2 separate regions of the Homo sapiens genome follow, and region 2 is linked to region 1. A link is a contact called in ENCODE Hi-C or POLR2A ChIA-PET data. All regions are on one chromosome and are shown on one strand. Each heading gives the region's core, a stretch centred on a gene start or an enhancer-like site at or near the end of the contact. The rest is flanking DNA. Distances are from core to core; before and after follow the strand shown.

Region 1 (3,753 bases), core at 765-3,264:
CCATCCTGTATTGTAAGTATATAAATAATTCACTTTCCTATCAGAACCAAGAAAGCACTCTAGTTCCCATTTTCCATTCTGCCCTAATAAAAACCCCCACAAGGAATATATATATATTTCAACATTTTCCACTGCTTCGGTTTAAGTTTAAATTGACTGAAACTTTAAAATCCAATTCTTTAATTACACTAGCCATATATGTGCTTAGTGTATTGGACAACACAGGTCTAGATGCTAGTTTGTAGTATAGTGTTTGTAGTATCGCCCTGTCAGGTGATACTGAGTTGCAGATTCACAAACCTGCAGCAGTCTAATACTGTTCAGAAAGACGAAACTGTGGTGGTCCTGATGGCCTCAAGTTCCAAATACAGTTTTGAACTAACTGACCCCTTCACCTATTTTTATCAAAACTTGCAGTGCAAATCAACGTTCAGTAGATTCAGCCCCACTAATGGACCTGCACAGTATCATGACAATGTTCACAACAATGTGCCCAGTGACCATCAAATTCTAAAGTAGTCTGTGAATTAGATTTCCGACTTCTATTTTGGTAGTTTTGTGTTTACTCTTTCAATAACTGAAAATAAACCACCACGGAAGAATCCTGAAAATACAAAGGCATCCTTATTCTCTCAGTCCTGAGAAAGTGTTAAAACTAGCCCATCCAGCAGCAACCTGGAATTTGGGCCTATGTGGTCCACACACTTCCAAATACCACAAGGAACTAGACTCACTTGTACGTCCAGGCACCGCCAGCCACTGTCTTCATGCAGGAACCACAGTGCCAGATCCCCACAGCTCGTCTCTTCATCTTGGTCTATAAAAGAGAACCAATTTTCACTATGAACCAAGTAAGTATTTTCTCTTACAAGCATCCAGAAGTCTAAATTTGGATTCACCTTATTGTCAGGGATGTGAAAGCCTCCCTTTCTCCCTCAAAAACAAAACAGGGATTGCTGTAATGCAGTATTTTGCACATAAACGTTCAAACCTTTATCAAACAAAAATCCCTCGCAGAACAAGTAGAATGGTATTAGATGCACAGACATCTTGGGAGTTGGTGCAGAAACATCAGTAGACAAAACTGATGGAATCATTTCCCACAAAGCAGGTTTGGCTTAGGCTGGGGGCACTCTGTCAAATGATTATTTTACCCATTAACGTTTAAGCGGTTTTCTTTAAATGAAAAACGTCTCACAAAATCTGAAGTTACCATCAACACTTTTATCTTAAAACTCATAATCAACGGTATGAGTAATTCCAACTGCCCACCAGCACACGGCTTATAAAATACCTTGAAGTCAGGCCTCACTTGGGTAAGAAACCTGCCCTCCCTCTCCTCTCACCAGAGACTTTGCCTTACTTACTTTGCCACAGAAAGAGCAAGTGTACTTGGCGTGCTGGCTGATTTCAATTTTCTTCACCATTTTCCGGAGGGAGGCCCCATAGCGGGTCCCGTATTTACCGACGATCCCGACTTTCTTGGTACGTTTGGCCTGTTTAGAGTGAAGGGAGAAACCAGTGATAGACCTGGAACCCAGGCAGGCCCTGGAGCCTCCACACACCGTTCCTCCACCTCACTGACGTGTGACCGACATGTGAATTACATATGACCTAGTTTTCCCTAAATTCAACCCAACGAAACCAGTGCCCAGGGCTGGCCGCGCGCTCCGAAGGCCCGGCGTTAACCCGGCTGGAGCGCGCCAGGCCCAGCCAAGGCGCCCCCGCCCCTCCGCCTTGGGGAGCTTCCGACAATGGTGTCTCCTGCAAAGGCATGGAGACAGGAGAGAACACGGGGTAAGGCAGGAGAGGAGATGGGTGCGGGAGAAGAAAACAAGGACAGATGCAGGCAGATAGAGTTCTAGGCCGCACAGAGACCCACACTCACCATGTCGCCGCGACCTAGGTCCGAGCCCAGAAAGGAAGAGACGCGGTGCGCAGGCGCGGTATTAGGCGGACGAGCGGAAGTGGCTGGTAGAGGCCTAGCTAGGAACTGAGCTCTATGGTTTGGGCGTTTTCAGGCGGCCTCCTGAGAAATGTTTGCAATTGTAAGGCGTCTCTCTCATCCAGGTTTACCCAGATTCGCAAACTATGGCGACAAACAACCATAGCAGAAGCATGTCCGGATTATTTCACATATATCACAAAATCCTGCAAAGGTACGAGTTCCTCCATTCGATGCACAGCACTTGGCTTGGAGAAGTGCATAAATCTTACATTTGTGGGGCCGGGCGCGGTGGCTCACGCTTGTGATTCTAACACTTTGGGAGGCGGGGTGGGTCAGGAGTTCGAGACCAGCCTGGCCAGCAGGGTGAAACCCCGTCTCTATTCCAAATCTCATTTATTTCCCCCTCTGCATTATGCTCTCTAAAAGTGGCTGACTGTGCAGGATGCTAGCGACAGTGGTGACTAAAATCCAAGGTTCCATTCCCAGAACAAGTTGCAGGCCAGCTGCAAACGATCATATAGCCACATTAAGAAGTTAGACAGTTTCAAACTGGTCAGAGTTCTGAAGGAAAGGACGATGGTTCTGCTCGCGACTAATTCAGAAGAGCCTGGTGTTTCCTGAGGAAAGTCTGAGATTGGAAGGCTGGGGAAAAGTTAACAGTCACCTTGGAGTTTTGTGTTCCAGCTGCTGCATCTCAGTGCGGATGGCCTGCCTTCCACTTCATTTCAGAACTCACTTCCATGGCCCCACACTAGGCTGTTAAGACAGCTTCCTGGTCCAGGCCTGAACCCTTAAACTCCAACATCTTACCCTTTACCCACCGTCAATTCTCTGTCCCTCCAGGTCTCTCAAAGGGGTCAGCAGGGAAGAATTGGATTTCTGGTTGAGGCCGGGGGTGGGGAGGGTGTGTTCTGGAACTAGACACATGATCTTCTTTCTTCACGTAGAACACACACACTAGGAAGTTTGGTTGCCTTTTTTCAGGGGATGGCTAATCCAGAGAATAAGAAGCTCAGAAAACTACTGGAATAAGAGTGTAAGAGAGAATCCATGATTAGAGGGCCAAGAAAGACCATGGGAGCTGAAAGGCATTGTGTGGCCCTGATTCCAATCAGAAGTCCGGTAACAAGTAGCTTCCGTTCCCAAAGCTTAATATTAACTGTCTCAAATAATTTTGCACCTGTTCACTTTTCCTCACAATTGTATTAAAGTCAACTTGCATACCTGGGCTGAGGTGGGAAGATCATTTGAGCCTGGGAGGTTGAGGCTGCAGTAAGCTGTCATCACGCCACTGCAGTCCAGCCTGGACAACAGAGTGAGACTCTGTCTCAAAAAATATATATGAATCAAATCAAATCAAAGCAACTTGCAAACAGCTATGTACTTCATATGGTTACAATTGTTGGAGGGTAACACATGGTAGGCACTGAGTATTTTATGTGGATGTTCTCATTTAATTTTCCATTATCCTTTATGATAGGAATGATTATTATCTTCATTACTAAGAAAAAGAGAGGAAGTCTCATGTAATGATTAGGAACTTAGAGGCTCTGGATTCAGTATGGGTTCAAAACAGAACTCTGCTATTTACCAGCTGTGGGACCTCTGACAAGTTATTATATACTTTTCTTTCTTTTTTCTTTTTCTTTTTTTTTTTTTTTTTTTTTTTTTTTTGAGACAGAGTCTCTCTTGGAAAAGATTCTTTGAGACCAGGAGTTCTAGGCAGCCTGGACAATATAGCGAGACCCCATCTCCACACACACAAAAAAATAATAGGCCAGGTATGGTGACACACATCTGTGGTT
Region 2 (3,753 bases), core at 502-3,001, 6.0 Mb after region 1:
CCACAAACACGGGAAAAAAAGAAACAAAACTCTTTCAAATCAACAGGAAAACAATGCAATCACTAATAGAAAAATAAATAAAGGAACAGGTAAAGCCCAATTGTCTAACAGGTATATGAAGGAAAGTTCAACACCATTAGCCACAGAAAAACTAAAAGATTAAACATCAGTGAGATTCTACATTATTCATTAGAATGGCAAACATTAGAACACTAGATAATACCAAGTGTTGGAGAGGAGATGGAAATGACAGAAACAATTGATATGTTGGAGTGAATACTCTTGGAGTGAACAATAGATACTGTTAGAGGGAATATAAACTAGTCCAGCAGTTTTGGAAAGCAATCTAACAACATTGGGGAAATTAAGTACAGAATCTCATATGATCCAGCAATTGACTGCTGGGTGTATGTCTCAGGGATACTCACACAGATTCATAAAAGCACATGTTCCAAGAATATTATTTGTAGTATGGAAGTTAGAAACAATGTCCATCATTAGGGGAAAGGATTAGTAAAATAAGATAGAGGCATACTATGAAAATATACAATTACCATCCTGCCTTGCTTAACAACAGTAATATTTAATTGCTTAAAGACTGTGAGTGGGATAAATGGATAGCCTTTAATCATTAAAGAAAAAATAATTGATAAAATGTCTCTCGTTTTCCTTTTCTCTCTTGTGAGTTGCTCCTTCAAACACCCATCTTTTAAAACATGAGAGATATCCAGCTTAAGACTCACCATGGGCCTCGGCTAAATCTTCATGAATTTGATGAGGTTAAGAAAGCAACTACATTTCCTAAGAAAGCAACTATTTTAAAAGAGCAAACCTGGGTGTGGGGAGGGATTAGGAGTAGAGTTTGGGATGGCAGCCTCAGAAGGACAAACTTAGGCCAAGGAGGGAGGGAGTTGGGGTGGAGACTGAGCTTCTCCAGTTGGAGGTCTGGAGCTAGGACTCTTCATTGAAACCGGAGAGAAGGAAAAGGAGAGAGTGAGGCTGACTTTTTAACTGAACTCCAAAATTCTCTGAGCAATAGAATGGGCCTAATATGTACCAGGTGGGATTTAATTTTAAATGAAAGAAAAATGTTTCAGATAGCAGGGACTGTTAAAACATTGAAATTGAATGTTGTGGATCTCCTGCTGTGTTGGTTTTCAGTATTTTTTAGAGCTTTGTTATCCAGTATTATAGTCCAATTTAGGCTAAGGAACAGAATAAATTTCCTAAGAGCTGTAATTTGTGTTTTCATGTGCTTTCCCCAAAGTATTATCAACTGCTATTTGATATCCTGTCCTTTGGGCATATTTTTGTTGTTGTTGTTGTTAATGATGGTGGTGCTTTTTTGTTTGTTTGTTTTAAGAAATGAAAAGAAAAGATTGGCAAGTCCCTGGAGAGACATTATCCCCCCACCCCCCGCCAAATTTTATCTATTGCGAACAGCAGAAATACCAGCATGTTCAGATCTAAAAGCAGTCTGTTTCTTCTCCAGGTTAAAAAAATATATACTTCTTATGACTCTGGACTTAAATTTGACTTTTTAAAAATAAGAAAAATTAAAGAAGGGTAGGAAATATTGGTCACATCTCCGCGTGATTCTAGGTCCTCACTTCTGCTACCCAGTAATTAAAATACCCTGCGTTATCCTTTAGAAATTACACGCCTGTGTCTTTAACAAACTGTAAGAGAGAAGGGGGCGGGTCTCGGGAACGGCGAAGGCTCTGATTGGCCCTCCTGGCAGGAACTGGGCGGTAAAATAGCCCTTCTGTTACTGTCCGGGGCTGCGGGGTGAGAGGCCAGGGCCGAGAAGGGCTTCAGGACGCGGGAGGCGCACTTGCTTCAAGTCGCGGGCGTGGGAACGGGGTTGCAAAACGGGGCCTCTTTGTCCGGGTGGGTTAAGGGCCCTGGCAGCTTTTTCGCGAAGGCGCCATGTCCTAGCAGTTGGGCCGCAGTGGGCCCGAGGTCCACTCGGACCGCCGAGACGGCTCGATGGCCCTGGAGCTGGAGGAAGGGGGATACCTGGGCGCCGCCGCCGCCCTCGCAACTCGGCCGAGGCCCCTATCTCAACCTAGTTTCTGTTTTTCCCCTGTTCTGCAGGCTTGCTTCCGGCGTCATGGCTCAAAGGGCCTTCCCGAATCCTTATGCTGATTATAACAAATCCCTGGCCGAAGGCTACTTTGATGCTGCCGGGAGGGTGAGTTTAGGATATGTCTGCCTGCATCCCTGCCTCTCCCCACGGTGTTCGGAAAGGTGCTCATTTTTGCCTGAGAGAGTTGAGCATCCCCCTTTAAAAAAATACATGATTCGACGATAAATACGTAAATTATTTAAAAATACATGTTAATATATACAAATTGAGCTCTAACATAATGTTAAATGTGTCATTGTTAACATTATTAATTGAAATAAACTCAATTATTGATAGTATAAATTTTAAAAATTGGCAAATATGTAGTTTACTATGTAATTGGCATTTTTTAATGTATTTTGGTTTGCTTCTTAAAAAGAGGTGAAGAATCCTAACGGTATTCACATGTGCCGTGTTACTCCTTTGTGATTATACACAAGTGCGTTCAGGGTAATGATGAGAGCAAACGGTGGTGTATGGTAAGGACGTCTTTAAACTGTTAGTGCTTAGAGAATTTGGGGACCTAGGAAACCTGAAGTTCTTTGTACCGGTGTCACTCCACAGGGCATATCCACAGCTGGAAAACAAAAAAAAAGAAACTTGTAAATTAAACTGGTTAGCATGTCACAAATCACTGTGCAAAAGAGAACCTGGATGTAAAATACTAGGGGCCTGTGTTTTCTCATGCCTCATTGGGTGAACATAATTGTTAAGAGGGAATACAGATATTTTTAAGAATACCTACTTTTGGCTGGGTGCAGTGGCTCACACCATTAATCCCGACACTTTGGGAAATCAAGGCAGGAGGATTGCTTAAGGCCACGAGTTTGAGACCAGCCTGTGCAACACAGCAGGACCTTATCTCTACTAAAATTTTTTTAAAAATTAGCCAGGTGTGGTGGAAAGCTTGTAGTCCCAGCTACTTGGGAGGCTGAGGCGGGAGAATTGCTGGAGCCTAGGAGATTCGAGGCTGTAGTGAGCTATGATTGCACCACTGCACTCTAGCCTGGGTGACAGAGACCCTGTCTCTAAAAAATAAAAAAATAAAATTTAGTTTTGAAAATGAGTTAAGTTGGAAACAAGGCACACGCTTTAAAAATTTTACCAGTTTATTTCTTTGAAACTTGTCAGCCATACAAAAGACATTTTATGTGATATAAAGGCCTTACAGATTTCATCCCTGTCAAATTAATCTGTGGGTCTGATGGTTGTTTTTTTCCTTAAAACACTTGTCACATTATAGATTAACTTGGGTCAGTAATGCAGGTAGGAGGAATCAAAGAGATGAAGAAGAGGTGTAGGGTAGAAGGCTACCAAAATGTATATGGAGTTTGAGTCAATCTGATTATTTTAAGACTAGTATTAAGCTGCCCAAACAAAGCTTTTTATAATTATCTTCAGGTCAGATGGATTCCCTTTGGCCATTTGGGCCTGCATTCTGCTTAGCTGTGCAGATTCTCAAGCTGAAGTATGTGTCTTGTCTTGCGGGAGGAGGACTTGCTGCTTCATACTGACTTGGCAAAGAGAACAGTTGAGGATTGTCCTAGTGACAGAAACCTTCAATAAAATGTACCTATTTAGACTGCCTATAAAGTAAATGCTTTTTATGAATTTAACCCTTTATT

Evidence for each region. Hi-C counts contacts between places; a loop is a spot of excess contacts on that map. ChIA-PET counts read pairs that join two places held with the same protein, here RNA polymerase II (POLR2A). Pooled maps may share reads with other maps.
Region 2: a loop to region 1 is called in a map of CD4-positive, alpha-beta T cell, with 8 times the contacts of the local background. The contact joins the promoter of LANCL1 here to the promoter of RPL37A-DT in region 1. A Hi-C loop is called at or near these places in 1 of 168 maps with a recorded cell type or tissue (CD4-positive, alpha-beta T cell) and 6 of 50 pooled maps. POLR2A ChIA-PET finds 5 or more read pairs at or near these places in 1 of 52 experiments (activated naive CD4-positive, alpha-beta T cell).

Annotation. Positions count from the first base shown.
Region 1 is chr2:216,497,013-216,500,765 of GRCh38, reverse strand. It overlaps RPL37A-DT (RPL37A divergent transcript), which reads left to right and starts at 2,014. Exons shown (of 4, transcript NR_183317.1): 1 at 2,014-2,159. RPL37A (ribosomal protein L37a) reads right to left here and starts at 1,922. Exons shown (of 4, transcript NM_000998.5): 1 at 1,889-1,922; 2 at 1,368-1,496; 3 at 735-817. The coding sequence starts at 1,891. RefSeq lists enhancers at 1,846-2,235, 2,416-2,505.
Region 2 is chr2:210,474,757-210,478,509 of GRCh38, reverse strand. It overlaps LANCL1 (LanC like glutathione S-transferase 1), which reads left to right and starts at 1,751. Exons shown (of 10, transcript NM_006055.3): 1 at 1,751-1,890; 2 at 2,098-2,194. The coding sequence starts at 2,114. It also overlaps a transcript of CPS1 not described here.